5 separate regions of the Homo sapiens genome follow, and regions 2, 3, 4 and 5 are each linked to region 1. The links are chromatin loops, found by intact Hi-C in ENCODE. Cell type or tissue: ascending aorta. All regions are shown on one strand. Links, peaks and the distances in the headings refer to the core of each region. The heading gives the core; the rest is flanking DNA.

Region 1 (6,618 bases), core at 714-5,713:
GAAATGAACACCAGGTCTGTTTCATTGATAAGATAATTTGCTTTTTTTGCTTAAAAAATACCCTATATATTTTTTAAAAGCTTTATTTAAGTGAAACTTGAAAAAGTGCTACAAAGATTTGACTCAGTCCTTCCTATGTCAGCTGTGATGGTGTATAGTGCCATGCCGAATTTTACTTTGGAAAGTAAAAAGGAAAACAAGTCAGATGTTCATAAATGTAATTTTTTTTTAAAAAAAAGCTTTGGTTTTAAAAAAAATGTAATAATCTTGAATTATATATTTTTATCTGACGGACAGATGTACCAAGCTGGTATTTTCTTCATAGCCATTATCACTACTTGAAATGACCTGATTTGTCTGTTTGTTTACCTGTTTATTTCTTGTATTCCCTCACTATAATATTGGCTTCAGCACGTTGGCATAAAGCCCATCCCTAAGACTTATGGAGCCTGAGAAAGAGTACAGATGGACTCACTGCTGTAGGTGTAAATATTTAAAAGTTATAAATTAACTTAACACATTATTAACTAGGATATGCTATAACTCTCAATATTGGTGAGTAAACATTTATAATGGCAAAATAAAAATGTTTTTACATAGATGAAAATCAGCAAAATCTGATTGCATTTAATTATATCATTCCTGTCCGGGTGTCCTATTGATTGGCTGATTATTTTGGATGAGTGATAAAGACATCTATAGTTAATACATTTCCTATATATTTAGCCCATGAAAATTTACCTTCATTTCAGCAAAATTACCATGTATGCTGTTTGATCAAGATTTTCATGTAATTGTGTTCTATCAGAAATAATGATCAAAAAGGATTAAAAATAAAATTTAATTATATTCCAAACATATAGTTTGAATGTTTCAATAAAAATATAAATTAAATTAAAAAGCAATACATTAAATCTTTTTCACTTTTTTCAAAAGATTTACCTTTCTTATAAGATGTAAAGTATAATTAGTGACAATATTTTTTTTTTGTTTTGAGATGGAGTCTTGCTCTGTCGCCCAGGCTCGAGTGTGGTGGCGTGATCTCAGCTCACTGCAACCTCCGCCTCCCAGGTTCAAGCAATCCTCTGCCTCAGCTTCTCAAGTAGCTGGGATTACAGGTGCCTGCCACCACACCCAGCTAATTTTTGTATTTTTAGTAGAGACGGGGTTTAATTAGTGACAAAATTTTAAGTAAAATAATTTAAATAAATCTAAAGTTGTATTTGTTTTTTTGGTAAATATTACTTAATGAAATTGTTCATTAAAGTAAATTACTCACAAGCGTATCATTCAATGTCCACCTAGTTGCCAGTGTAAAGAATTGGTATCACCCTTTGTTCATGTTATGTCTGTATCTACCTATTTTCAAATTTCAGAGTCATGTGAATTGTTTAATATTGTTAAATGTTCCTCAGCAACCATATCTGATTGTTGAGAATTCTACACTAATTCCTGAGTATATCCAGAACCATAAATTGGGGGGAAAAAAAGGAAATAAGAAATTCCATGTTTGGAACTACTTAGATATAATACTTTATAATGCAAAAATATGTTCATGTAGTTTGAAAGGAAAAGTGTGACAAATTAACTTTTCTTTTCTCTTACCTAAGCATTTCTGTATTCAGCATCCTGGTCGGGTCCCGGCCAGGTGCGGTGGCTCATGCCTGTAACCCAGCACTTTGGAGGCTGAGGCGGGCGGCTCACCTGAGGTCAGGAGTTTGAGACCAGCCTGGCCAACATGGTGAAACCCCATCTCTACTAATAATACTAATCCTGACTCTACTAAAAAAAAATTGGCCGGGCGTGGTGGCGCACGCCTGTAATCCCAGCTACTAGGGAGGCTGAGGCAGGAGAATCTCTTGAACCGGGAGGTGGAGGTTGCAGTGAGCCGACATCGCGCCGTTTGCACTCCAGCCTGGGCAACAAGAGCGAAACTCCGTCTCAAAAATAAAACGAAACAAAAAACAAACAAAAAAACAAATTCTCCCTATGCTCTTAGGCAGCGTCCGGAAACAGTACAATCCACGGATATTCAGTGTATTCAGACAGGGTTGTCTTTTACTTTCAGGACAAGGGACAAGAGACCTATTTCCCACAAACTTAAATGCATAAATCATGAGGGTCTATGTTTAGGTTTATAGGTTATGCCACAGTAGTGCTAAATGGCAGGTTTTGAAAGGCAGGTTCCCACATTTTTAAGCAAATTTATTTTGTATGATTTGTGATATGCAGAGATCACGATCTAAGGATGATGTTGAAGACTTTCTCGTGTTTACTACTAAATCCTAACTACCAAATAAAGTACCTGGAACGTGGTTAACAATACATATTTATTTATCGAATGAATGAATGAATATAAATGTGCATAAGCTGTATCTGTATCTCCTTCCTGTTCAAGAAATGTGTATCAGAATTCAAGTGAATAAGTGTAGCATTATTATAGGAATAACTTAGAATTATTCTAACTATAATAAAAGTAAAATTTTCACAAACTTCAAAGTTTAATTATTAGTAGAGTGTTTACATCATATATCACAACTGATGGGATACCATCCACTTGAAAATATATCTGTTGCTGGGCTCAGTGGCTCACGCTTGTAAACCCAGCAGGTTGAGAGGCCAAGGCTGGCATATCGCTTGAGCCCAGGAATTCAAGACCAGTCTGAGCAACATGGGGAAACTCCACCTCTGCAATGAGCACAAAAATTAGCCGGGCATGGTAGCACGCCCTGGGAGGCTGAAAATGGGAGGATCAGTTGAGCCTGGGAGGATCAATTGAGCCTGGGAGGCAGAGGTTGAAGTGAGCTGAAATTGCACCACTGAACTCCAGCCTGGGTACCAGAGGGAGTCGCAAAAAGTAAAAAGAAAGAAAGAAAGAAAAATAACGAGAAAAGAAATAGGATGTGTGTAATTAGCAATGTAAAGTCAACATATGAAATCTACATTTTGGCAATATGCTAAAAAAAATTGACTAGTTAAATGATTGAGAAGTATGTGTTTCGTCATATTGCATCCCAAACAAATTTATTTGCATTTTTATAAGCTTGAGCACTTGTGCTCTTGCTACCAAAAAATTTATAATTTTTTTTTTTTTTTTTTTTTTTGGTTATTTTGAAATGTACTGGGAGGGAGCTAGGAATTAAAAAAAAAAAAAAAGATTTGGAAATCAACAGGAGCAAGTTCCTGAAACATCTTTGGAAACCGGCAGGTGGCACCAAAGCATTTTCCTGACCCCAGAGGGCATTCAGGGTATCCCCAGTTGCCTCATGGAAGTATCAGTTTTCACACTTTTTAAAATGGAAAATTATATACAATTATCTAAAAATTGGTTCATGAAAGCTTCCATGTGTCATAAAAATGCCATAAAAATAATGCCTTCGAAGGTTGTTTAGAGAACTACAGGACTTAACAATATTTAGATATTCTTGGCTAATGAGAATCATTCAAAGTCATTGTTTAATAAATACATTAAATTTAGATGTGGGTAGCCTGAATCCCTTTCTTCTCTCATCCTCACCACATTCTAAGTTAGCTTCTATTGACTATTTGCCACTGGGGACACTTCTTATTGATGAGGGCAATGGTGAAGTAGAGAACTGGGAAAGCCAGCAGGTGAAACCAGCATATTTATCATATAAATATGGTAGCAAAGAATTATCCAGGACAGTTTTGGGGAGGAGATGAGGGACAAAGGACTTGGTTCTATGTGAGATGGTTTTGAAGGGAAATTTGGGACAGAAAGAGTTTTGGGAGGAAGTTGGAGAGAAGGGCAACTCCCTGTGTGAGATAATATTACATACTAGATGGATAGGAAATAGAGAGAAAAAAAGATTTTTGTTTTATGTTTGGATTCTTCCTTAGGTATTCTTAAAAGACTTATGTGAAAATTTCAATTTATTTTTAGTTCTATTTGAGAGTGACTAGTATTTCTTTTTTTCTTTTGAGATGGAGTTTCACTCTTGTCCACCAGTGGTATGATCTCAGCTCACTGCAACCTCCACCTCCCAGGTTCAAGAGATTGTCCTGCCTCAGCCTCCCAAGAAGCTGGGATTACAGGTGCCCACCACCACCCCAGGATAATTTTTGTATTTTTAGTAAAGAAGGAGTTTCACCATGTTGGCCAGGCTGGTCTCAAACTCCTGACCTCAAGTGATCTGCCTGCCTCAAACTCCCAAAGTGCTAGGATTACAGGTGTGAGCCACCGTGCCCAGCCACTAGTATTTTTTATAGTGAAATTCTATGTTGTGGCTGGTTTCGAGACCCAGTAAGCCAGTCTAGTTTTATGTGGGTTATTGGAAGAAAGAGACAAAGATATCAGTATTTCCTAGTTACATGATTATATACCTAGAAAAGCCAAGGATTCCATTCTATAAACAGCTGGAATCAGTATGGAATATAGGAAACTAGGCAGCGCAAATATACACACACAGATACATATATAATGTGCTGCCAACATTTATCTACAACTGTAGGAAAATAAGCTGACCAGAAAAAGAGCCAATTTCCAATAGCAACACACACACACACACACACACACACACACACACACACACACACACAGAGTACCTGAGAGTAAATTAAACTTATAAGAAGATCTTCATGAATAAAACTATAAAACCTTATGGAAAATTAAAACAAAAGATTTTTGAGTGAGTGGAGAAGATGGATTGTTATATCAGATGGATTGTTATATTATGTTCCTGGATAGGAAAACTAACGTGTAAAATGCTTATTTGCCAACCCTAAGTTAATTTACATATTTAATTCAGTCTCAAGAAAAATCCCAGAGTGGTTTTTTAAATTTGACAAAATGATTCCAAAGTATATATAAAAGGATAAGTATAGTAGAATACCTTTAAAAAATTCTCGGAGAAACATTTAATGGAAAAATATAACAGGGTATATTAGCATTATCAGATATTAAAAATATGTGGCAAAGCAGCGGAAGGTAAAGGAGTATAGTTCCAGGGTAAAAACTGACAAATAGATCCCCAGGACCAAATAGTTAATTCAGAAATGGACTCCAATATATGTGAGTATTTAATATAGCACAAAAGAAGCATAAAAAAACCATCAGGGCCGGGTGCAGTGACTCACGCCTGTAACCCCAGCACTTCAGGAGACCAAGGTGGGCGGATCACCTGATGTCAGGAGTTTGAGACCAGCCTGGCCAACATGGCAAAACCATGTCTCTACTAAAAATACAAAAATTAGCTGGTTATGGTGACCGGCGCCTGTAATCCCAGCCACTGGGGAGGCTGAGGCAGGAGAATTGCTTGAAACCGGGAGGTGGAGATTGCAGTGAGCTGAGATTGTACCACTGCAGTCCAGCCTGGGTGACAGTGAGACTCTGTCTCAAAAATAAAGAAATAAAAAACCATCAGGGAAGAAAATGTTCACTAATTAATGTTAAGTAATTAACACTAATTAAGTTAAGTAATTTTGGTGGAATAAAAATACAACAATAGATATCCATCTCAATCTATACACAAGAATGGAATCCAGAGTACCTAAATAAATTACGGTTTTGAACAGGATGGAATAACAGAGATCATATTTATTCTCCCATTGGAAGTAACCAAAAAATGGATGCAATATATGAAACAATAGTTTTTAAGACTCTATCATCAGGCAACTAAGTTACTAGTGAGCCCACACAGATATGAAATAAATGAGGTGAGCCTAGGAGTGCCCCAGTTTACTGCCTTGGGAGAGTTTCCAGACAGCCCAAGGAGGAAACCCAGGCAAAGCACAATCAACCCTCTGAGCTGAAGAATATTCAGCCGAGTACTAGTCAGGTCTTCCTTGTGGGAACACTACCCAAAGCTGAGGAAAGAACCATCTGAAAGGATTAGAGGAAGCAATACCTACATTCACAGAGCTGGGAATAGAGCCTGTTCCTACCAGTGAGATTGAAAATCTCATGATTCACAGTGTTGTGCAAAGTATACTGAAGGGTCTGGCCTCACAAGTGAGGAATAATTGGCTCTAGACTGAGCACTGCTCTGGACCCACCTAATACATCTCAAAGCAAAACCTGAAAGATAAAGCCATTTTCAAGACCTAGCCACATTCTAGAACAATGCTCAAGAATATCTATCTGTAGGATATACAAAAATATCCAACACCCAACAAGGTAAAATTCCCCAGTGTCTGGGATCCAATAAAAAAATTACAAATCATGCACAAACCTAAGAAAATACTACCATCATGAGGAGAAGCACCCATTGAAACGGACCCAGAACTGACACAGGTGTTAGAATTAGTCAACAAAGACAATTAGTATAACTATATTCCACATGTTCAAAAAGTTAAATAGAAACATGGAAGGTTTTTTTAAAGAGAACTACATTGAACTACCATAGAAGAAAACTATAATGTATGAGATGAAAAATACACTAGATGAGAAGAATAGCAAAGTAGATATTATAGAGGAAAATATTAGTGAAGTTGAAAGCATAGCAATAGAAACTATCCAAAATGAAACATACAAACACACAGAGAAAAGAGAATTTTTTTGAAATAAACTAAGCAACAATAAATTGTGGGACAACTTCAATGGACTAATCTATGTGTAACTGGAGTGCCCAAAAGAGGCGGGGGGACAAAATATATTTA
Region 2 (6,618 bases), core at 931-5,930, 64 kb after region 1:
GATAATGCCAGATCTTGAATATAAATTCTGAAGTCCTGCCGATGTGAGACGTGAGTTTGATCCTTATGGTTAATAGTTTGCTTATATATGCCTCCAATGTATATTTTTAAGCTTAAAACATTAACTGGTTAATTAAAGGTGTTATGATCGATACTACAGCACAGACTGTTTAAACACTGTGCTTCTCAAACTTTAATGTGCATACAAGCCAGTGATGATCTTGTTAAAATGCAGGTTCTGATTTGCGAGGTCTCAAGGCTCTGCTGTGTAAAGCTCCCAGGCGAGGCTGCAGGTCTGCAGACAGAAGCATTTGAAATTGCAAGGATTTAGCAGATTTTTGCCAAATAAACAATGACTTATAATGTGAGGGGGAGTAAAGTGTGATTTAAAATGTCCTGGACTAGGGATCAGGTTATGTTGGCTCTAATCTTAAGAAAACACTTGCAGATGCTAGAACTTGGAGTGACGTTAGCGGTTTTCTAACCCAAGTTTTTCATTTTCTACATGTATGGAAATCAAGCCCGGTTGGACGTGATGGCTCATGCCAGTAATCCCAGCACTTTGGGAGGCCGAGGGGGGTTGATTACCTGAGGTCAGGAGTTTGAGACCAGCCTGGCCAACATGGCAAAACCCCCATCTCCACTAAAAATACAAAAAAATTAGCTGGGTGTGGTGGCGGGCACCTGTAATTCCAGCTACTCAAGAGGCTGAGGCAGGAGAATCGCTTGAACCTGGGAGGCGGAGGTTGTAGTGAGCCAGGATCATGGCACTGTACTCCAGTCTGGGCAACAAAAGTGAAATTCCGCCTCAAAAAAAAAAAAAGAAGGAAATCAAGCTCAGAGTGATAAGGAAAGCTGCCTGGAGTCACATAATTAGGGAACTGGAACCTGGGTCCACGTGGCTCTAATATCAGTTCTTTTTCACGAAGCACACTGCCTCTCTAGACAGTAGTGATAATTAGAGCTGGGGCAGACTCCTTAATCTCTTAGCTTCAATATCCTTATCTTTAAAATGAGAGGCCTGGATATGAACACTAAGATTCCCCTATCACTAATACTCGCTAATAGTTAATCTCCCTTATTTCTCACATTGGAGAAGAGTAGAGGGAGAAAAAATGAGTCATCTGCTGCTATAGAACTTTAGACCAAAGACAATTAACCCAAGCACAAAGTAGTGTTTAAAATAAAATGTCAAGTGCAGATGTACCCTGTCCATAGTTAGAAGAGAGTCCTCTGGTTCTCGGACCCTATCAAGTGAGAAAATTGTATTGCCTTTTGCCTCATAACACTTGTATTATTTTCAGGTAAGTTGCCTTAAGGACTAAATTACCGGGGGAGACTTGGAACTTGGCTTACTTTCTGTGACTAAGAGACAACAAAACTCATCATCGAATCCCTTTATCATTGCCAAGTCTTGCAGAAGGAACCTTTAATAACCCTTCAGTGGTGGGCTTCCTACACTTCCTCCACCACCTGACTTTTTTCTGTCTAGATCTTCAGGGTCCATTATGAAGCACTGGAAAAGAGACACTCAGTGTAATTGATCTTTGAAAGATGTGCTTGGAGATTTCTCTTGGATAAAGAAAATAAAAGTTTCTAACAATTTTATGATTTTTCAGATAGCAAGTGTATTTGTATGAATGTTCAGACAAAGATAATGAAAGCACATTACTCAATATAATGTACAAAATTAAGAAAAAGAAGATTAAAATAGAATGGCAAAATTTCAGGCTTTCTGCCAAAATGAAACAAACTAGCCTTTTGATGCATTCGGTAGATCCATACATCCTGATTACAATTTGAATAAACAATGGCTATTTCTTCTTTCTAGAAATGGGATCTTGCTAACTTGCCCAGGCTGGACTCAAACCCGGCCATAATAACCATTTTTAAATCTCCATTTAAATCTTGATGAAGGTTTGTCCTACCAATAGGCTTTGTCCCAAGCATAGAACCTTATCTATATAACATATCTTTATACCTATATAACCATACCTATATAACATACCTGAGTAGCAGATTCTCAAAAGGCAATTTCATCTATGCCAGGGCTGATGCCCTCCAAATCTCTCCTCCAACCAAATCACTCTCCTTGCCCTAGATCCACAAGTTGGGTCTGACCATTGAACGTGTCCCCAAACTGAATTCACCATCTTCCCTATGACTTCTGCATACTCCTATACCTGTTCCTTTCTCTCTATTGTCTCAAGGAGTGGTACATCCACCCACTGGCCAAGTCAGGAACCTAAGAGGAAACCTAGATTCCTTTCTCTATCTTCCTCTGCCTCCATCAAATCAATTAAAATATTATCTTTTGGCTGGGTGTAGTGGCTAACTTTTGTAATTCCAGCACTTTGGGAAGCCAAGGCAGGAGGATCGCTTGAGTCCAGGAGTTGGGGACCAGCCTGGGCAACATAATGAAACCCCGTCTTTAGAAAAAAATAAAAAAATTAACCAAGTGTGGTGGTGCACACCTGTGGTCCCAGCTACTTGGGAGACTGAGGTGGGAAGACAGCTTGAGCCCAGGAGTTCGAGCCTGCAGTGAGCTATGATCATACCACTGCACTCCAGCCTGGCGACAGGGCAAGACTCCATCTCAAAAATAATAATAATAATAAAACAAAAAATACAATAAAACATCCCCTTCTTTCACCTTCCAGATGTCTTTCATGCCCATTTCCTTGACTCCATCCCCACTGCCATTGTTCCAGCTCCCTCTTATCCTCTGCCACTGGAATGATCTTTCTAACATGGTAATCCAACCGTGTGTACCTGAGCAAATTCTCCAGTAGCTCCTCCTGACATATAGAACCAATTTTTATGGTGCAGTGTGGCATATAAGGCCCCTCCTCATGGTTTGCACCAGCCCACGTGCCCATGTGTCCAGTTTTATTTCCTGCCATGCCCCATTGTGCCACCTTTCAGGCTCAGGGCTGTAAAGGGGCTCCATGCCTTTGCACGTGTTGTTCTTTCTTTCTAAACACTAACCCCGGTTTACTAACCTGGGAAACTTCTACTTGTCTTTCACATATCAGCTAAAATCCCACTTCCTCTGCAAAGCCTGTCTTGCCCTATCGAGTCAGACCTCATTCCAATCTTCCTATACAACCTCACATTTGCACACACTCCCGTTAATGCTCTTAGATGATTGCACTAGAGCTCTTCGTGTGTGATTCTCTCCTCATTAGCTCATGAGCTTCTTGAAGGTGAGAACACTTTACTTTCTTCTTGGTATCACCAGCACCTACCATGGTGCTTAGCACTTAGAATAAGCATAAAAAACATTTGCTGAATAGAGACATGAATGAACGATATTGATATATATCACTCATCACTCCTTTTTGACCTGCCTTATCCAAATTGCTTGGCTGAGCCAGAACTGATTAGGAGAAAATTCTAAAAATTCCACTTTTGTTACATGGGAATATTCCTAAATTGGAGTGGCCCAGGGAGGTGGGTCATTCGAAAACGAAAGTTGAAACTACTTTCCCCCAAGCTCGTGTTTGGAAAATTCTTTTGCCTTGTGTTTCCTTATGGTCTCTGGAGAGAATCATTAGACTAAATACAAGAGTTGCATCAGAGGAGACTTGAATACCTTGGATCAGAATCAACCAGCTAAAATGAGATAGACTGAGAATACTGCTTTGAGAAACAGTGTTATAGTGACTCAGAAGTCTGATATCAGATAGATCTATGTTTGAATCTTGACTGCAACATTTACTAGTTGTAGGCTGATTTACTTATTGATGGCACAGTGATTTTTTTTTAATGGTCTACTATGTTGCAGGCATCGTTCCAGATTCTGGGGACAGTGAGAGCTAACATTAGTGAAGCATTTAGCACACACTTGGCAAATATCATGCTCTTAACATGTGGTAGATATTATTATTAGTAAATCCATACTAGTCCAGACATCCAAAATTCAGACAGTGATGCTCCAAGAAACCATAAATATACCAGTGGCATTAAAGATGTTCTTAAGGAATTATTCGAGCCACCACCTGAGTTCCAGTCAAAATTAAAGTCTTTGCCCACCTCTCTCACTTCCTCATTGTCTTCTAGCACTGTGCCCTGGTCTTCACCGTCTAACATCCTACATCCTAAAAACATCCTACATCCTAAAAACATCCTACATCCTAAAAACAGTGCATATATCCTTCCATTTTTCAAAAGTCCGAATTACATCTCCCTACTCAGAACCCAAACTCAGATTCATCAAGTCTGTCTCAGACATTGCCTGAATCAAACAATTGGCCCAGATGGATATTCATGAATGGGTGAACTTAACCCCTATATGCCCTCCAACTTCCCAATCCCCACTGGAAAGTAAGAGTGCACTCCTGGGGCTATCTTAGCTTGAGTGGATCCTGAAGGGCATGTCTGGCAGGGAGAGGGCTGCTGCCCTAGAGATTCAAGTTTATCAAAATGGAACGGAAGTAAAGTCAGGTGGGAGACATGGTTAGAAAATGAGAGAATAACTGAGGTTGACATTAGGAGATAGAGTAAAAAACCAAGGAATGCAGGAACCAGGGAAATGGGACTAGAACCTGGGTGGACTGAGCAAATGGGAGGAGACTTCTGGGAATGCCTGGGGTTCCCAGGCATTCAGGGTTGCTGCTGCCCAAGTGTTTACTGGGCTGTGATACACAGGTAACCTGTAGAATCATCTATACCCTAAATGAAGAACTTAGCCATCTAAACAGCTCTCCAGCTAGTGGAATGTTTGGAACACAATTTTTGAGCTAATAAACTTCTGAAACTCCTTGCCATCTGAAATTTCAAAAGGACCTATCTCCTTCCCCCTCTCTTTCCCTCCTTGCTGTCCCTTCACCCCCATCTCTCCCAAATACATGCAAAGGTGGATGGTAAAAAAAAGTTCAGGCTGGGTGCAGTGGCTCATATCTGTAATCCCAGCATTTTGGGAGGCCGAGGTGGGTGGATCACTTGAGGTCAGGAGTTCAAGACCAGCCTGGCCAACAGGGTGAAACACCATCTCTACTAAAAATACAAAAAATTAGCTGAGCGTGGTGGTGCGCACCTGTAATCCCAGCCACTTGGGAGGCTAAGGCAAAAGAATTGCTTGAACCTGGGAGGTGGAGGTTGCAGTGAGCCAAGATTGTGCCACTGAACTCCAGCCTGGGCAACAGAGTGAGACTCTGTTGCAAAAAAAAAAAAAAATTAATCAACCTTACTGAGACAACACTGCATTTAGGAATGAAGATCTCCATGCAGGGATATAGAAAGATATCCAAGATGCAGTGTTACATTAAAAAAGGAAGCTGTACCACAGTTTGTATAGTTTAATCCTATTTAAGTTTTTAAAAAATAATAGTTATGAGTTAATATGCATAGAAAAATTCTGAAAGGATCACAAGACTCTGTTAACATTGGTTGTTTGTATGGTTAGGAAAAAGCATTACATTTATAAATGCACACTTATAAAAAACAAATGGTTAAGCCCTATTGAACAGCCGCATTTGCATTAGATCAAGCACTATTGAACAGCCACATTTGCATACCACCCACCTGTACTTTTTTCACTTTTTAAAGGGGCTCTGCACTTCATGGTAACTCAAGAGAACTGTAAACATCATCAATAGGAAAGAGAATGTGGGTTGATGCAGAATCAGTGCTGAAAATGCCAAGGATGTCTTCTTGTGTTAAGTCTGTTCTTAACAATAAGTAACAATTATTGGATTGAATTTTATCTTTTGTTATTTTACCTATACTGTCTTCTGACTCTGTGAAAAAGACCTAGGTGTCTTAACTGATGGCAAGTTCAATAGAAGCTTCTGTAGGCGGACAAAAAAATCAAATGCAAAGTTAAATTGCACTACTAGATGTGATGTTCAGTTGTTGATAATGAGTGTTCTTTGAGCTGGCAAGAACGCAGCTAGTAATAAAGGCTACCATTTATTATAAATGTAACATGTACTCATTGTAAAAAGAAAAACAAATAGTACAAAATTGTATGAAATAAACACAGTTTAGTTCCCCCATCTTTCCACCCCTACCTATTCCCCACAGTTCTCTGATAGGAACAGTTTGGGATGTTTTCTTCCAGATGCAAATATTTCATCTTACAATTCGTTTTTCATTTCTAAATCACAAACATCAAAATTGAGAGATGTTTCATAATCATTAATCAGTCCCCTACACATGGACATTTGTCTGGATCTGTACGGTAGATTCAAAAAGCAGAATTTCTGAGTCAAATGGTACAATTACAATTTTTGATTAGTTACAAATCCTTTCCAAATAGGTTGCATCGAAATCACCTTTTAGAAACAGTATATATACATGCAGAAGTTTGTCCAGAAAAAAATTAAGAAGGCAATGTGACATAGCTGTGGAATATGTAGCTTTTGTAATAATTAATAATTCTTAATAGATGCTATTATGGTGAAGAACCCTCCCACCTCGGCCCATGAGTCAGTAGGACCACAGGTGCTTAGACATCTTCTCTGGAGCGACTAATAGGTAGAAGTTACATCACTTCTTCCAAAACTAAGATGAATTCGGGGAACCATAGATTGTTCAATTTGGTGAACTTTAAGAAAAAAGGATATGAAATTATGACTCCTAAATTACAAGCTGTTTGACCTTGGACATATTATAT
Region 3 (5,000 bases), core at 1-5,000, 110 kb after region 1:
ATATGTTAAAAAATAAGTAATGAATTCTTATCATAATCTTACCTTCAAAAAACAAAACTTAATTATCTATAGTGTTGTCCAGTAGAATTTTCTGTGATGATAGGAATGTTGTATATTTGCACCATCCAATACTACTAGCCATATGTGGCTTTTGATCACTTAAAACATGACTTGTGCAACTGAGGAGCTAATTTTTAAATTTTATTTTAATTAGTCTAAGTTTAAGTGGCTACTTCTGGCTAGGAGCTACCACACTGATTGGGTATAGATCTAAAGTATATGGCTTAAGACCGAGTGTGGTGGCTCATGCCTGTAATCCCAGCACTTTGAGAGGCCGAGGCAGATGGATCACCTGAAGTCAGGAGTTTAAGACCAGTCTGGCCAACATGGCAAAACCCCGTCTCTACTAAAAATACAAAAATCAGCTAGGTGTGGTGGCAGGCACCTGTATTCCTAGCTACTAGGGTGGTTGAGGCGGGAGAATCACTTGAACTCGGGAGGCGGAGATTGCGGTGAGCTGAGATCATGCCACTGCACTCCAGCCTGGAAGCAAGACTCCGTCTCAAAAAATAAAAATAAAAAATAAAAATAAATAAAGTGGATGGCTTAGAGTATCTTTTCTGTTTAGACCTGACTAAAGCTTAGACATAATTGTTAGTTTAGGCTCTCAGGGTAAAATTTATTACTGTAAATCCAAAAAATCCCTTCTTCTTCTTTTTTTTTTTTTTTTTGGTCCTTGAATTAAATGCTGTCACCTCCTTCTTGAAAGGAGAAACTATTAGTCAGATTTGAAAATCCTCTTTATCACCCAGGAAAATCATTTTTATGGACACTTTGTCTTTCTGTAGTCTGACTTAGAAGCAGCCTGTTTTTGATAGGTTGAAGTTTTCATCTTGAACACAAACCCTGTTTGTGTGTCCCCTACTCCCCAGTTTGATGTGCCAGGCACTTTGTTCTCAAGCCCAGCAGCTGTTGTGGGATGAGGGGACATTTTGCATGCTTAGCCAGCAGCTGCCAGAAACATTTCTAATCTGGTTTTGGCAGGAAATAGGGCACAAGTGGAAGCCAAGTTAAAAGAAGCTGGAAAAATAAACAGAATAACTTTAGATGTCACTTAATATATGGTCCATTTTCAGCCGAAGATTTGCCCTAGTAATTTGTTAATATGACTGGACTGTGATCCCTTCCAAAGGCAGGGTTGAATATAGTCACCTTTGAGATCCAGGATGTAGTCCAGTGCTTGGAATATGCTTGTAGGAGGTTATTGTTATTATTTTTTCAATGATAGACTATACTGCAAATTTGTTTAATTGATTTAATTAGTAGCTTAAAACTGTTGTTCACCCGAGATAAACTAGTTCTAGGTTATCACTGGTTATGGGTCCCTTCTCTCTTCTTTCTGCTACACAATATCACCCACCCTCTCCTCTAAAGCAACACATTTTGAACATTTTTTTTTTTTTTTTTGAGACAGAGTCTCACTCTGTCACCCAGACTGGAGTGCAGTAGTATGATCTTGGCTTGCTGCAACCTCCGCCTCCTGGTTTCAAGCTACTTCCCTGCCTGAGCCTCTTGAGTAGCTGGGACTACAGGCACACGTTACCACACCCAGCTAATTTTTGTATTTTTAGTAGAGACGGGGTTTTACCATGTTGGTCAGGCTGGTCTCGAACTCCTGACCTCAAGTGATCTGCCCTGCCTCAGCCTCCCAAAGTGCTGGGATTACAGGTGTGAGTCATCACACCTGGCCTTTGAACATTCTTCAAACATTATTTAGACTGGGCATGGTGGCTCATGCCTGTAATCCCAGCACTTTGGGAGGCTGAGGCAAGAGGATTGCTTGAGTCTAGGAGTTTGAGACCAGCCTGGGCAACATAGCAAGACCCCATCTCTAAAAAAAAATTAGCTAGGTGTGGTCGTGCATGCCTATAGTCCCAGCTACTTAGGGGGCTGAGGCAGGAGGATCAGTTGAGCCTGGGAGGTTGAGGCTGCAGTGAGCCATGATCACACCACTGTTCTCCAGCCTGGGTGACAGAGCTGGATGACCCTGTCTCCAAAACAAAACAAAACACTGTTATTTATTCATCTATTCTGCTGCAAGCAAGCATATTTTGCATATTTGTGAGCAAGAAATAAGCACATCTTAATTTAATCTATCTTTTCTACAAAGTAAAAGGGTTTCAAAAGGTGAAGATACAGGTATAAATGTGGTGTCTTTTTAAATGGAAGGCAAAAATTCTTCAGGTTGGAATATCCAATAAGAGAGTCTTTATCTCTAAAGTGGAAAATTTACTAAAATCGTTCTTTTGGGTTTCCAGTTCTTCTTTCCATCAAATTCTGCATCCTCTAGAAGCCCAAGCAGCCCCAGCCTTGTAGATTCCCAAGAACGTGTAAGGTGTCAAGTGTCGTCTGTGAGGAAGGGATCTGAAATCCGATGGACCTGTGCTAAACCGTGTTTGGTTTTCTTTGCAGACCTTCACTGCCTGGTGTAACTCCCACCTAAGGAAAGCCGGCACCCAGATTGAGAACATCGAGGAAGACTTCAGGAATGGCCTTAAGCTCATGCTGCTTTTGGAAGTCATCTCAGGTTGGTGTTATATATCCCATCCTATGCTTTCATGTGTTATCAGTAGGTGAGCATCTATTTAAAGATGACTACATCAGAAGTTCGCTTTGAACTTGGCTGGGCAAGAACATGGTATTATTGCCAAAGAAAACCTTTCCAAAGAACAATCTGCCTGGAGTTATTTTTCCGTTCTAAAAAAAGGAGTGAATTCTCTTTAAAAATCACTTATTAAAATAATGTTTATACCACCAAGCTTGAAACAAAATAAGAGAAGAAAAAATGACTTCACACGACTCCCTCCATGCTGCCCTTTCTACTCTTCGTCCAGCTAGAGTGTATTCCAGAAATCATCTTGTATCCAAAAATCTACTGTACATGTTGGCAGAACTCTGAACATATAAGCTAAAATCCCAGTGGGGCTATGATTTGTCCTGAATTTCAGTTGGCTGATTTAGACTTTGGACTAGAGAATGGATCACCTTTGGAGAAGTGTGACTGGGAAGGATTATGGCAGATCTGCCCTGATCCATCTGTCTTCATAATCAGGTGTCGAACGAGCCCTGGCAGCCACCTCTGTGATTTTAACTGGCCATCCTGACTTCCTCTAACCGTTAGCCAGCAACTCTGAATACTCCAGGGACTCTAACCAGCTTCTCTTTTTACTCATTTGTAAGTTGGATCATGGGCCAAACCAGACTCTCCCTGCAGATCTGAAAAGCATGTGTCCTTCATAGTATGGCTCCCTGCTGGTCCATTTGATTCTGAAAGTTTCTGGGTTAGTGTTCCCTCATTGCTGTGATTTAGAGAGACCAGGCACACATCAGAAATAGTCATGTAACCTTCTCTTTTTAAGGAAAAGATGGATGCTTAGTTTTGGCATCTTGATTCCGCATCAAGAGGTCACTGTCTCTATGTCTGCATGATTCTCTTTTCATCCAACAGGGGAAAGGCTGCCCAAACCTGACCGGGGAAAAATGCGGTTCCACAAAATTGCTAATGTCAACAAAGCTTTGGATTACATAGCCAGCAAAGGGGTGAAACTGGTGTCCATTGGCGCTGAAGGTGAGAGGTGTGGTGGGTGGTCCTGTCTGCCACACTGACCTAATAGCGTAGGTGTGGGCTGCGACTTGAATTCTCCCCTTCTTCCCTCCCTTTCACCATTTACTGTACCTGCCTTGTATCAGGCTCTCTCTTAGGGCGCTCGGTGCACAAAGATAAGAACAAATGGTACCATGAGTGGGAGACCAAGCTCTAGGTTCTTTGTAAAGCATAGAATTAAATATAATGCTGTCATCTTCAGAAGACTTAAAGGACTGAGAAAGAACTTACACATCCCAATGACTCTTAATAAGAACTAACTAATAGGAAGGAAGTGGCCTCTTTGTTCTCTATGGGAGACTGGGAATTTGGTGAGGTCAGCGGGAGCTGAGATTTCCACCCATATCTCTGTATGCACAACTGAGTCCTGCTACTTGTCAGCTGCGGAATGCCGTAAGAAGGGTCAGGGTAAAGATGAGACTGTGTTCTCTTTATTTGATTATTTAAAACTTTAGCTCATGGCTGGGCACAGTGGCTCATGCTCATCCCAGCACTTTGAGAGGCTGAGGCGGGTAGATCACCTGAGGTGAGGAGTTCAAGACCAGCCTGGCCAACGTGGTGAAACCCCATCTCTACTAAATTTACAAAAAATTAGCTGGGTGTGGTGGCGCATGCCTGTAGTCCTTGTAGTCCCAGCTACTCAGGAGGTTGAGGCAGGAGAATTGCTTGATCCCAGGAGGCGGAGGTTGCAGTGAGCCACGGTTGTGTCACTGCACTGCGGCCTGGGCGACAGAGTGAGACTCCATCTCAAAAAAAAAAAAAAACCTTAGCTATTACATCTTAAAACTTTGGAAACTCCCGGGTGGTTTTCACTGATAATACATATGCAAGATTTGTGCTTATTATTAACTTAGAATTTATTTAAACTAGAGACATTTGGTTATGAATACTGTATTTATAACCAGACATACTGCGGTGCTTATAAAAACATAAACTGGTCTTTCCATCCATATGCACATTTTCCAATAGCTCTGAAGTCAACATTTATATATAGGAAAAAAGTTACGTACAGACTATGTTATCTTTACATTAATTTGTTGTTTTCTTACCTGCAGAAATTGTTGATGGCAACGTGAAAATGACCCTGGGTATGATCTGGACCATCATCCTTCGCTTTGCTATTCAGGATATTTCGGTTGAAGGTAAAAGACATGGTTAAAAGTCTAATTGTATAATCTGTAAATTGAGCTTGTGAATTAAAATTTGAGCAAGATGTTTTAAAGTCCAACAGTCACTTACATGATTGAATGAGAGACATGTAAGTGGGTTCTTATAAATTTTGTATGTGTATAGGAAAAGACCTCGGCAGCACTGTTTCATTCATGGGGGTGGAATC
Region 4 (6,337 bases), core at 1,338-6,337, 77 kb after region 1:
CTCTGTGTGTTTCATACTGGATTTTTTTCTACTGCTATGCCTTCAAGTTCACTCATCTTTTCTAATGCAGTATCTATAGGCAAACGCGTTTAGTGTATTTTAAAATTTCAGATGTAGTTTTCATCTCTAGATATTAAATTTTTCATATCTCCTCTGTCTCTACTTGTCAGGTTCAATCTTTCCTCTAGCTTCTTAAATATATGGAATATAGCAATAATCACTCTTTTAATGTTCCTTTCTACTAATTCTATCATCTGTGTCAATTCTAGGTCAGTTTTGATTGATGGATTGTTCTCATTATGGATCATATGTGCCTGCTTCTTTGCACACCTGTGAAAAATTTGGTAATATTTCACAGGTGGCAGAAATTGCAAATTTTACCTTTGGGTAAAATTTGAGTGTTGAATGTTTTCATATTCCTATAGATATGTTTGAGCTTTGATCTGGGACATGGTTAAGTTACTTGGAAATTACGATTTTCAGGTCATGCTTTTCAGGTTTTGCAGGCAGGACAAGTACAATATTTCATCAGGAGCTAATTTCCCTCCAGGTTGGAGTACTCTGATGCTTTGTGGATTATAAGGTTTTCCACCCTGGCTGATGGAAACAGGAACTATTCCTGGCCCGTTATGAATTTAAGAATCATTCCTTCTATTCCTTTCGGGACCTTCTTTCCTTGGCCTCAGGCAGTTTCCTCTCATGTATTCACTGATCAGATTCCAGGGAACAGCAAATCTCCAGGATTCTCTCTCTTTGCAGCTCCATTTTCTGCTGTAATTGGCCTTGCAAATTCTAATGTTTGGTCTCTCTGAACTCTCAGTTTATGGAGACCAGTAAGCTGTGCCTGGGTACCTCTTTGTTGCATTGCATCTTGAAAGTTTTCTCCAGACTGTAAGCTGGGGCAATTGCAGTACTCACATCATTTATTTTCTGCCTCTGAGGGTTCATTGTCCCTCTTTGCCTGATGACTAATGTCTTGAAAACCATTGTTTTATGTGTTTTTTTCCCCAGGCTTTAGTTGTTTCAGGCAGGATGGTAAATCTGGCGCTGTTTTTTCCATCTCATGAAGTCCCCACGTTAATTTTTGAAAACTAAGTTGAACGATGTAGCACTTTTTGTAATTGTACATCCAATTTCTTTTCTTTTCTTTCTTTCTTTTTTTATTTTTTTTTGAGATGGAATTTTGCTCTTGTCGCCCAGGCTGGAGTACAGTGGCGCAATTTCTGCTCACTGCAACCTCCACCTCCTGAGTTCAAGCGATTCTCCTGCCTCAGCCTCCTGAGTAGCTGGGATTACAGGTGCATGCCACCACAGCCAGCTAATTTTTTTATTTTTATTTTTTTTAGTAGAGATGGGGTTTCATCATGTTGGCCAGGCTGGTCTTGAACTCCCAACCTCAGGTGATCTACCCACCTCGGCCTCCCAAAGTGTTGGGATTACAGGCCTGAGCCACTGTGCCCGGCCCAGTTTCTAATAGGTAAAATTTATTGATCCACTTGTTTCAAGAGTATGATTTTAATCCAAAATATAAACTCTAAATTTTAAATTTAAATCCAAGTAAATTAGCTCAGTCACTATTTCCAGGGATACTACTTCTCTCAACAAATGAGCACCACTGTGCGGTGGACACGCCTGTAGTTGCTGGGGTCTACAACTGTGGACGAGACAAAATCCCTGCGTTTGAGGAATTTACATCCTAGTGAGAATGTTTTTGAAAATGTTAATGTGGCGGGGCGTGGTGGCTCACACCTGTAATCCCCACTTTTGAAGGCTGAGGCAGGTGGATCACCTGAGGTTGGGAGTTCGAGACCAGCCTAACCAACATGGAAAAACCCCGTCTCTACTAAAAATACAAAATTAGCCGGGTGTGGTGGCACATGCCTGTAATCCCAGCTACTCCGGAGGCTGAGGCAGGAGAATCGCTTGAACCGGAGAGGTGGACGTTGCGGTGAGCCGAGATCGTGCTCTTGCACTCCAGCCTGGGCAACAAGAGTGAAGCTCCATCTCAAAACAAAACAAAACAAAACAAAGTTAATGCAACCTGTTTGCTAATTGTTATCTTTCTGCATAAAGCCCCAAACAGTAACGGTGAGTGATGTAAAAATTCTAAGGAACAATGATAAATCCAGACAAACTCAACTTGAAACATGTCCACAAATTAGTAGCCCTGAATCACAAAAAATTCTGTAGCATCTGTGGGCAACGTTTATTCAATTGAGATATAAACTGAATTGCAGGCAGGCATCCCATCAGCTCGTCTGGTGCCTAAGGCAACCTCTGGTTTACAGTAGTTGCTTAATACATATTTGATTTAAAAATTTCAGCCTACTTGTCCCAAGGGTCCTCATTTTGCTTCCTGCGGCAGCATAACTGATAGGGAACAGCTAGCCAGCACTAGGGGGATGAAAAGGCGTTAAGTGCAACCCACAGGGCGACATGGAAATATAACACGAAGCTGGCCGCTTGCCCTTCATTGTCAGCTCTCTTAAATTTATGCCCGGTAGGTGAGAGCTGACACTTCCTGCCTTTGGTTTGGTTCCTAACATTTTAATAGGATGGATCCAAATCCTGTGCCTTGATTTCCCCAGGTGAGGGTGAGGAGGAGAGAAAGAAGAGGGGGGTTCTGTAGCTTTTAAACTTTACTCCTTAGGGGCCTGTATGTATGTATGTGTGTGTGTGTGTGAGAGGGAGGAAGAGAAACAGAGAGAGAGAAGAGAGAGACAGAGATGAGAGAGGTATGAGAGACACAGGAGAGAGAGACAGATGAGAGAGAGAAAGAGAGACACGACAGAGAGAGAGAGACGAGAGAGAGAGAGACACGGGAGAGAGAGACAGAGGAGAGAAGAGGAGAGGAGAGAGACACGAGAGACAGATGAGAGACAGTGAGACACGAGAGAGAGAGAGAGATGAGAGGAGAGAGAGACATGTGAGAGAGACACAGGAGAGACAGAGATGAGAGAGAGATATGAGAGAGATCTATGAGAGAGAGACACTGGAGAAAGAGGGACAGAGATGAGAGAGAGACAGACGAGAGACAGACACAAGAGAGAGGGACCGATGAGCGGAAAGAGAGGCACGAGAGAGAGATGAGAGAGAGAGAAGAGGGGTCTCCAATGAATATGTGGGAATATATGGAAAACGCGAATATCCAAATGATATTTGGAAAACTTGGCTGTGTTGGGGTGGTCAGGGACCCAGCCTCTTAGGTGTCCCTCCCCTGGCTCGCGATCACCCACCCGGGACACCGACGGACCCCGCGCCGCTAACCAGCCGCTCTCAGAGCGTGGGTGGCAGGCGTGGCTCTGCTCGGGGCCGGCCGCTCCCCTCACGTTCCCGGAGGCCTCGGCGGAAGGCGTGCAGGCGGCCTCTGGGCGGCGGCTGCAGGGGAGACAGTGGAGGGGCCCGGCGCCCTTGTCCGCCCGCACGTGCTCGGGGCGGGGCGGCTGGGGCCCGACGGGCGGGGCCGGGGGCGGTGGCGGCGGGGGCGTGGCCGGGCGGCCACGTGACGGGCGGCGCGGCTATTAAGCCGCGCGGCAGCTGCTCGCAGCCGGAGCTGGTGCTTCGCCCGAGACCCAGCGCCCAGGCGTGTCGCCCCGAGAGGAGCCGCGCGAAGGTCACCCCGCGCCCGCCGCCCGCCGCCCGCCGCCTCCGTGGGTCCGTTTGCCAGTCAGCCCGTGCGTCCGAGCCCCTCGCGCCCCGCCGCAGCCCCGGCCAACCGAGCGCCATGAACCAGATAGAGCCCGGCGTGCAGTACAACTACGTGTACGACGAGGATGAGTACATGATCCAGGAGGAGGAGTGGGACCGCGACCTGCTCCTGGACCCAGCCTGGGAGAAGCAGCAGAGGAAGGTCAGCAGGGGCCCGCGGGCCGCCCGCGCGTGGTGGGGCCGGGTCCCCCGCGGGGCTCCCGTGCGCGTGGCCGCGTGGCCTGGCGACTGGCGAGAGGGCGCTTTGTGGAGGTGCTGTGCTGTCCTGTGCCCTCGCAGCCCCGGGGGCCCCTTAGGAAAGAGGACACGTCCGGGGACAGGCAGGACACTGGGCGTCGTGTGTGTGCGCGCGCGCTAGCAGCATCGGAGGTACAGATGTGGTTCTGTTCCTCACACCAACCCGCGTTAGACCAGATCTGAAGGGGTCTCTGGTCTGCTCCTGACCCCTTGAGTCTGTGACCTTGGCCCCCGAGTTATACTCTCCTGGCCCGCTTGTGTCCATTTACCCCAGCCTCTCTCTTCCCCATTGAAAGAAGCAAAAGAACATCAGCTTCATTGCAATTTCCACCGGGCTGCCCCTAGAGTCATGGAAAGTCATTTATTCAATCTTTTGGGTTCCTTGGAGAGGGATGTTGTATGAACACTAGACATTTACCGATAGTGACAATTATTTCACACTCTATTTATAATTCATTGAGGTAAGCACACAGGGACGAAGGAGTCAGCCAGCTTCTAAAAGCTCCCTCCCCATTTTGATTGGCGTTCTCTGGGGGCCCAGTGGAACATTCCACTTTTTCAAGGTTTCCTCTTGATCCTCTTGGCTGGAATAAATAGGGAATGCTCACCAGGAGGCTTAATCCCGCCTCTTACTTGACTAGGCAGGGAGCCTGGTTGGGTCAGACATGACAACAGAGACCTGCCAACCCAACCTTAAGATAACGGGGTTATGGCAAAAGCCAAACGCTCTGAACTTTTTTCCGCCTATTTTTCTGGGCGTGGGGCAAGATAGATTTCCCTTCTAAGGACCTGCTTTAGGTGGATAGCCTGTGGTGACCATAGTGTGTATGGGAATCTCTGTATAATGGGTACTGTAGCTGATTGTGCGATAGTATTTGGTGAATAGGGGTATGATGGTGGAGAACACACATCCCAAACTCCTCTCGCAGCAAACAGCGTTAGCTGGAAGGAGAGATGATTATCAAATAACCAAGCACTATTTTTATATCAGGATGTCTCTTGTCTACCCTCTCTCCTAAAATACCATTTACTATTATTATTTTAAAGCTCTAATTTAGCTACATTTCAGTCTCTCCCCGAGTTTCTTAAGGCTTTTACCATCCCTACCTTTCTTAGAAAATGGGAGTAATAAATAGAAAAAAACAAAACTTCAAGCCGTCTACTATTGTTTAAAGGACTGATTGTGAAGGAAGTACGAGGCATGAGGATTACTAATGTGTCATCTGGACCAGCTGATGCATCATCCATCAGCACGAAGTTAAAAAGTGACTTTAATTTTTAGCAGTGAGTGTTTTTTTTTAAAAGAATTTCCCCAAATTTTGATTACTGCACTTTTCATGGATTAAAAAAAAAGATAACTCCCGGGTCTTTGTTTTAAAAATTGCTTTCTTATGAGGAATTGTAAAATAGCTAAGGAATTGGACAGGTAGTCTGCCCATCATTTTTGAAAGTGATGGTCTAATCACAGTGCTTTCTGTTGCCTTTTTTTTTTTTAAGTACAGTACAGTAGCAGGATAGAGGTAATGACAGTTTCCAGAGGCCACATTGACATCCCTTCTGCCATATTTAATCTTTTAACTTATTTGCAGTATTTTTGGATATATGGCTTCGAATTCTTTTAGGTTTGGGATTCCTATGTTGACTGTATTATTATAATTGCATAGCACTTGAAGTAAAGTTGATTATTTAAAAATAACATACTTCCTGATCCCAGTCCAAAATAATGTTAGAAAGTTTAAGGTGAGAATTTTTTTTAAGATAGTTTGAATGTTGTACATGCTTGGGGGGCAAAAACTACATTAGGAGAGATCTAGAAGATTCTCTATTTCTACTTTTGGTATAGACCCTGCTCAAGTCAGTAAAATAATATTGAACTGTGAGCTCAGTGTGGCCAGAGCAGTGGCCTCTATTTATGTCCCATGAGACAAACTGCTGGAACCGGACAAGGGTAAAATACCATTGTTTCTATTGTGGGCTGCCTTCTCCACACTTGCCATTTCAGTGATATGCTGGGTATGAGATCTGTCAACAGATGCTGGTAGCACATGATGACGTCCGTGGCGTTATAATGGATGTGATGCCTAATTATATCTACAGTTCAGAGAGTCTCATGGGCTATGGTAATCCTTGCTCTGTGGTGTGGAAGGAAAGCCTTGCTGTAGAAGGACTTTATAAAAGTGTAATGAGTTTTATAAGAGAAGGGAATGCAGAAGATAGTGGGTTTAGCATGAGTGCGAATAGGCGTTTCAACGTGTCTACCTTCTCTTTCAAGAGTGTGTTAGGAAGAGTGTGTTACACAGAAGAGTGTGTTAATAGGGTTAGGAATATTTATATTTTCTATAAAGAAGTATTTTAATTCATACAACTCAAGGGTAGAAGAAAAATGCCTGCA
Region 5 (6,618 bases), core at 751-5,750, 780 kb after region 1:
CTGGGATTACAGGCGTGAGCCACCGCGCCTGGCCCTTCAATCTACATGTTTAAATACAATATCCTCTGAAGATTCATGTGCCTATTAGAGCTTGAAAATCACTAGTCCTGGGATCAAAGTGAGACCCGGGTGCCCAGAGATTGGTGCCCAAAGCCCTTGTACTGCTGCTGGTGGACTGGTGCTACTATATTTTTGTGTAAATCCTGCAGTGGTTACATATTTCAGCCTAAGGCCGACTTGGCTTTCATCCTCTGCCAGTGTCTGTTTTTGCTTTAAGGATAATTCATCTCAGTTTCAGTAACTGAAACTGTTGTTGCTTTCTGAATATTGCATACCACAAGCCTGACGTGATGTAGTTTTTACCCAGACTTCCCTTTGCTGTTTAAGCAGCAAAATTGGAAGCATTCAAATTAGAATATTTTCTTCAGAAGAGTAGACCTTATTTAGAGAACTTTATATGACTGTAATATGATCTTAAGGACATATTTGGGACCTTTTCCCACAGACTGAAATTTTCATATGCTTATGGTTCTCTCATATTTATTATTTATCTTCAGGCATAGATATGATTTGGAAATTGCCTTTTTAACTCCGTCACCTATTTTATTACTGCTGTAAACTCCTTATTACCTAAAATCAAGGTCGTTGGTTTGGCGCCAGCCTTTGTCTGTGGACCTATCAGTCATTCCACCTCTTAGCATGTGCTGTCAGCCCCAAAGACAAAGCTCTCGGCTGTAATGTATGTCCCCGTATCTCCACCTTTGTGCTCACGCTCTTGTCTTCAACACATTCCCCTTATCACACATTCCCCTTCTCAGAACTTCTTAGAGGGCCAGGGGGCCCAGCCCACTTCTGATAGCAAGGTTTCTGGTATGTTAAAAATAAAAATCCCCAAATGGTTTACAAAAATTTTTGGTATGTTTTAAATATTTGCACATAGCGCATTCACATTACTAATCTACATACTCAAATCCAATGTATGTAGACACTTGTTTGGGGACAGCAAATATATAAATGTGAGACACAGGCCAAGTGATCCTACTGGCTCCCTCAAAGCCCCCAACCCATGAGAAACTCTGCTCTCATTTTGTTGTCTGCAGTGTTCTCTCCTTACAATTCCTGTAGCACGTTGATTATGATTTACACAGCATTTTTAAAGGCTTTTTCCTACCTTCCATATCCATTTATTTATTTATTATTTTATTTTTTTTTGAGAAGTAGTCTCGCTCTTTTCGCCCAGGCTGCAGTGCAGTGGCGTGATCTCGGCTCACTGCAAGCTCTGCCTCCCGGGTTCACACCATTTTCCTGCCTCAGCCTCCTGAGTAACTGGGATTACAAGTGCCTGCCACCATGCCTGGCTAATTTTTTGTATTTTTAGTAGAGACAGGGTTTCACCATGTTAGCCAGGATGGTCTCAATCTCCTGACCTCGTGATCCACCTGCCTCAGTCTCCCATAGTGCTGTGATTACAGGCGTGAGCCACCATGCCCGGCCGTATTTATTTTTTAATTTAATTGGTACATAATTTATTTTATTGGTACAAAATATCACATGTAGCCCATAAATATGTATATATTTTACATATGCATATACATACACAAAATACACAAAATGCTGTACCTCAGTATATAAAAAGTGTTGTGTGTAATGTTTGAGGTGATAGATATCTCAATTACCCTGATATGATCACTGCACATTGTATGCATGTATCAAAATATCACATGTGATATGTTTATATACTGAGGTACAGCATTTTGTGTATGTATTTTACTCTATGAGATTACAAGCACCCTTGGGGTGGAGAATGTGTACTATTAATATACATAGTACATTCAGTGAACCCATGATGAATTAACAAATGATGGTAATCTACTTATCATAATATTACATGAGCTTTCACTTGGACACAGATATGAGCACGGGTATTTTGAATTATTTTCAGAGTTTGGTTAAAATCGGTGTCATTCACATGGATTTGTATGTGTGTGTGCCTGTGCACGTGCTTTTTTTTACACTAGGTTATTGAAATACGAGTATTTATGGAACAGCTTAAAATGTGTGTTTTTATGTTTATGATACTTTGATTTTATGATTTTTGTTAGCTTCTCCACATACGTGTTTACTGGATAACATTGCCAGATGCTAGGAACACAGCTGTGAACCTGTGTCAGGTAGCTTCTAAAAGGGAAAAAGAAAATAAGCCCAAGAATTTCACTGTGTGATAATTGCTTTGAAGGGAAATATATTCTGCTTGTTTGTTAAAGCAGATGGGATATGATTTATTTGTAAACAATTAAACAGTTTTAACATACTGGAGAAGAAATTGAGTCAATAAAGGAATCTTAGCTGGGATTACAGCTAAGACTGTAAGAATGACAGATTGAAGTAAAGAAGAAATTGTACAAAAGCAGGCAGCTAGTTGAGGTTGAGGAGAGGAATAAGAGCAAATTATTGCCAAGTCTTATGTATCAACTGGTAAACTTTCAATCTTATTCATTGGAAAAATGACTGATAAACACTGTGTACATATCACAATGTTTAAAGTTTCTTTGGTTTTATTTTTAAGAGAAAGAGAGTGAACGACCTCTTCTTGATGGTGACTTGAGAATAGTATCTTTATGTTAAAGAGACCCGTAGGATGTTTAAAAGGCCTGTGGAGTACACCTAAGGTGACTACTTTAGGCGTGACTGATCATCTAAATAAGATGGTCAAGATTTCTGGGAAATTTCTGGTCTGATTAAAGTCTGTGAAAACTTAGGCTGTCATCAGCATTGGCAAAGCATTGCAGAAACATTGCAGGGATATTGGCGATGTTTACTGAGAAGACTCCACGAAAACAGGTGGTTGCTCTATGTATGTTTGAAATTCTAGAGGCAGCCAAGTTATGATGAGTAAAATAAGCAAGTAATTTTGTTTTTCTTAGTTAACATTTGATAATTCAGTCTTATGGCTCTAAAAGATATTAAGTATGTTTTATTTTAATGTGTTTCTATTTTTAGGAAGGAAAATCTGAAATGTGCTAGTATCTGAATTTCGGAAGAAATGTAGCTTGGTTTTAGATAGCTGTTAGGAAATATCGCCATCTAATGGCTTTTGCATCAAATTGCAGATAACAGTTCCTGAAGGACTCCATAAAAGACCCCATAAGACGCCTAAGGACTTCATAAAATGAAGACTCCATAAACTTGGTCCAATAGATTTCACTTACTTCATCATCAAAAAGCTGTCAGAGTGTGATATGTAGAAAACCTAATTATAATTTTAAGTGCTCATTTTGTTCATCAACCATCGTTAAAACAAAAATAGTATCTTGTTACAAATAAACTTATTTAGTGTATTCATTTATGCATATTTTGATTATTGACTTAAGTCAGTAACTGTTAGAATGAAGTTTAAAAATCCGTAAATTCAGAGAGGAACTTCTTTTCTTCTGACTAGTTTTTTGATTCTTGAATGACAGGTTGAAACAGATGTTCTCTATGAACATAACCAAATCAGCAACGTTAAGTTTGCATTCCTAGAAGCACTTACATGTTACAGCTTACCAGAGCCTGAAGTGATGCCTCCTTTTGCCTCTTGATACAGCACTTGTCTTATGGCAACGGCAGCTTACACGTGGATGCCGCTTTCCAGCAGACTCTCTGGAGCGTGGCCCCAATCAGCTCAGGAAGTGAGGCAGCCCAAGGTAAAAACTCCACTTCAATTAGAGGGCCTGTCCTTGCTGCAAAGTTGACAGTCATCTTTGGAATTGTGATAATGAGCTGATTGTTAATTAGAGCTTTTTGTCTGTGTCTAAATATTCTGTAATGCAGATACCTGACATTTGAGGATCTTGTTTAAACTGCTATTTTAACAGTGAAGCTTGGGTGAAGATTAATCTTCCCTTATTTTTATGCTACTGTCAGCTTTAGTTTATTTGTGTATGCTTTATGTGATAGCTTCCTATGGATTGTTTTCTTCAATTTTTTGACCTCAGAGTATTGCCTGGTTGGACTAATGTCAAGATTTCTTATTTTCTGAGGTCATGCCTTATAGCTGGAATACGAATTTTACAAAGGAGCAGGGTTTCCTAGGGAAATATCTGTATATGTTCTGGTTATTCCAACTTACATAGGTTCACATTTGATTCTAAATGTGTTTGTATGTTTAACAGAGGATTTTATGTGTCTGAGGTCATGCTTTTAGTGGGAATATCCCTAACTGTGGGACTCGGGCACCCAGGACTCAGAGGGAACAGCAGGCACTGTCTATCTCTGTGACCTTGGCCAGGTCCTTAAGACTCACTAGACTTCAGTTTCTTTACGAAAGTAGAAGATTGGACCAGATGATCTGTCTGGCTATCAGCACCTGACACTGACAGTCCAGACCTGAATGATTTTTTATCCTTACAGGGTATCTCATTGGTGGTGATGTCCTCAGGTTGCTGCATGGACACATGGACGAGTGTCTCACTGTCCCTTCAGGAGAACATGGTGAAGAGCAGCGGAGGTTAGTACCTGAGCTCATTGCATTGAGACTTGCACTCTTTTGCCTTGATGTAATGTTTTAAAAACTAGGGATCTATTCATTCAGGCCAGTAGCATCATACAAGATGGGCTACTGACATTCATTGATTCACTGAAGTGATCCATTTGTTGCCCCCTCTTAGCTTTTTCTCATGTTATATTTCTATTACCTACCAACAGAAGAACTGAAAATTTTTGTATAATTAAAACATATTAAGAAACACTGAACAAAATTAACGAAGTGAGAAGAGTGACCACATTGCATTAAACTACTTAGAACTTCATTAAATGCTCATTAGTTTTGATTAATTTTCTTTTTAGAATGTTTAATCTCAAACTCAGTTTTGAAGTCAGAGTTCTCAAATTGCGTACAATTTTAGGACCCTTTGCTATGACCTCTCATTTATTGATACAGATGATAGAATTGATCACTTTCTCTCATATTTAATCTGATATAATACCTCTCTCATGTTAATTTATTTGGCACTGGGACAAGATTACAATAGTATGAATCTACTGAGAAAAGTGCACAAATATTACAAAACCATAAAAATATTTAGAATAGTTTGCTACTGCTCTACCTTACAAATTAATCAATGAATGTAGTAAGATGAATATGTAAATAAGAGATTGCAGTGAGAGAAGGTACTGTGTGGATGGTTTGTTATGTATCTTTAAATCTTTTAGTGGACATTTTTCATATTAACATGGACACTTAGGTAACTATTAGTTAATAATTATTTATTTTTATAATTTAATAAAAATACATAGGGACCATTTAGAAAATTAAGAGTCATTTAACCAGCTGCATAATCTCAGGAAAAGTCCCTCTGAGACCTGGGTACTGGGTCTTAACCTCTGTTCCCAGGCAGACCTAGATAATGGTCAAGAGTGACATAAGTCCCCTGGAAACATTCCGTAAGCTAAAACTGCCTCTTTCAGTAGGTTTAGGAAGAAGATGTCGATGGTGTCAGTAGGGTTTGTATAAAAGATAATGGAGATTTTAAGACACTTGGATAAGGAATTAGTTTCAAACAGAAATATAAACTTAAGAACTAGAGAGATGTCAAGCATATTCTGGGAATAGCAATTATTCCAGAGTGATTAGGGGGAAAATGGAGGAAAAGGTGGAAAGTAGACAAGAGAAAGATCCTTAGTGCCATTCCCGTGGGCTGGCTTCTATTCTGAGGTTGTTAGGAAGGGATGTGGGGATCAGAGTGGAATAGTTAGTTCTCTTTTAAAATAATAACTCTGTTAGGCAAGGAGAACTTAGATTAGAGGTGGGGAGAATCTGAGTCACGGAAATGAAATGCAGTAATTCGTGTGACAAAATCCAAGAACTTAGCCCAGATAATGCCATCAGAATGGAGAGGTTTACTTGCATCATAGACATTTAGATAAAAGTGATGGGTTTAGGGGAGAACTAGACACAGGCTGTGAGAGAAGGTATCTAATCCAGCGCCATCTTTTTTTCTGCCTCAGGGGAAGACAGCTGGAGCTAAGGATTGCAGGAGATGGTACATGTTTGCTATGAAAGATGGAGTTAAACTTTGGTTACAGATGAGTACAGTCTATGAGACGTCCAGTAGGAAATTGGGATGTCTGAGTCTTTAACTTAACAAAACTTGGGATGGGTGCAAATTCTAAGTGTAAGGGGGATATTTAAAGGAATGGGGTCTATCATATGTTCATCAGATGGAGAGGGAAGAGCTGGGATTAGATGTGTTTGTCGATTGGGCATGGCCTTATGAAGGCTGTAAAGACCTGGAATAGCCTAATCAGGCAGGGGGCTGAGGATGGATTCCTACAGAATGCTGATGTTTAGGATGTGGGCAGAGAAATAAGAGTCAGCAAGAGAGTCAGAGTGATAGTTTAGTAGGGAACCAGGGAAGTTAGTCATTGAAGTCAAAGGATTGGGTTGTGGATATGTTAAATGCTATGGTGTGTTTATTTGGAGTTAGAGCTTATAAGAGACCATGCCAGAGTCTTTGGATCCTCAGTCCCTGATTTGTTAAATGGAAGACAGACTAAGTGTTTCTTAGAGCTTTTTCGGCTGTATCTACAGACACTGTAGAGCTTCGTGGTTAAGGTAATGGACTCTAGAACCAGACA

Evidence for each region. Hi-C counts contacts between places; a loop is a spot of excess contacts. Peaks named below come from ENCODE experiments on the same cell type or tissue, not always from the same donor. Only the 100,000 strongest peaks of a DNase experiment are listed, where the experiment ranks them.
Region 2: it touches region 1 in a loop (2.3-fold over the local background); 23 of 110 quality-filtered maps call a loop at or near these places.
Region 3: a loop joins it to region 1, with 3 times the contacts of the local background. A loop is called at or near these places in 3 of 110 quality-filtered maps.
Region 4: a loop joins it to region 1, with 2.9 times the contacts of the local background. A loop is called at or near these places in 24 of 110 quality-filtered maps.
Region 5: a loop joins it to region 1, with 2.6 times the contacts of the local background. A loop is called at or near these places in 21 of 110 quality-filtered maps.

The regions. Positions count from the first base shown.
Region 1 is chr1:236,606,115-236,612,732 of GRCh38, forward strand. No RefSeq gene overlaps it. Among named protein-coding and RNA genes, the nearest start is that of HEATR1, 4.9 kb to the left of the region's middle. In ascending aorta, for the core only: a CTCF peak has its summit at 3,228 (motif pointing right); a DNase peak (open chromatin) is centred at 3,227.
Region 2 is chr1:236,669,883-236,676,500 of GRCh38, forward strand. No RefSeq gene overlaps it. Among named protein-coding and RNA genes, the nearest start is that of ACTN2, 13 kb to the right of the region's middle. In ascending aorta, for the core only: no CTCF peak of the experiment used is centred there; a DNase peak (open chromatin) is centred at 3,456; H3K4me3 peaks cover 1,173 bases; H3K27ac peaks cover 2,222 bases.
Region 3 is chr1:236,715,386-236,720,385 of GRCh38, forward strand. ACTN2 (actinin alpha 2) reads left to right here. Exons shown (of 21, transcript NM_001103.4): 2 at 2,473-2,587; 3 at 3,509-3,628; 4 at 4,720-4,806. Among named protein-coding and RNA genes, the nearest start is that of ACTN2, 31 kb to the left of the region's middle. In ascending aorta, for the core only: no CTCF peak of the experiment used is centred there; no DNase peak of the experiment used is centred there; H3K4me3 peaks cover 532 bases; H3K27ac peaks cover 3,398 bases.
Region 4 is chr1:236,682,950-236,689,286 of GRCh38, forward strand. It overlaps ACTN2 (actinin alpha 2), which reads left to right and starts at 3,550. Exons shown (of 21, transcript NM_001103.4): 1 at 3,550-3,850. The coding sequence starts at 3,725. RefSeq lists a silencer at 3,406-3,495 and an enhancer at 5,134-6,337. In ascending aorta, for the core only: no CTCF peak of the experiment used is centred there; DNase peaks (open chromatin) are centred at 3,412, 3,702, 4,122 and 4,532; H3K4me3 peaks cover 3,410 bases; H3K27ac peaks cover 3,321 bases.
Region 5 is chr1:237,383,695-237,390,312 of GRCh38, forward strand. It overlaps RYR2 (ryanodine receptor 2), which reads left to right. Exons shown (of 105, transcript NM_001035.3): 9 at 3,587-3,686; 10 at 4,393-4,489. Among named protein-coding and RNA genes, the nearest start is that of MIR4428, 84 kb to the right of the region's middle. In ascending aorta, for the core only: a CTCF peak has its summit at 3,093 (motif pointing left); no DNase peak of the experiment used is centred there; H3K27ac peaks cover 817 bases.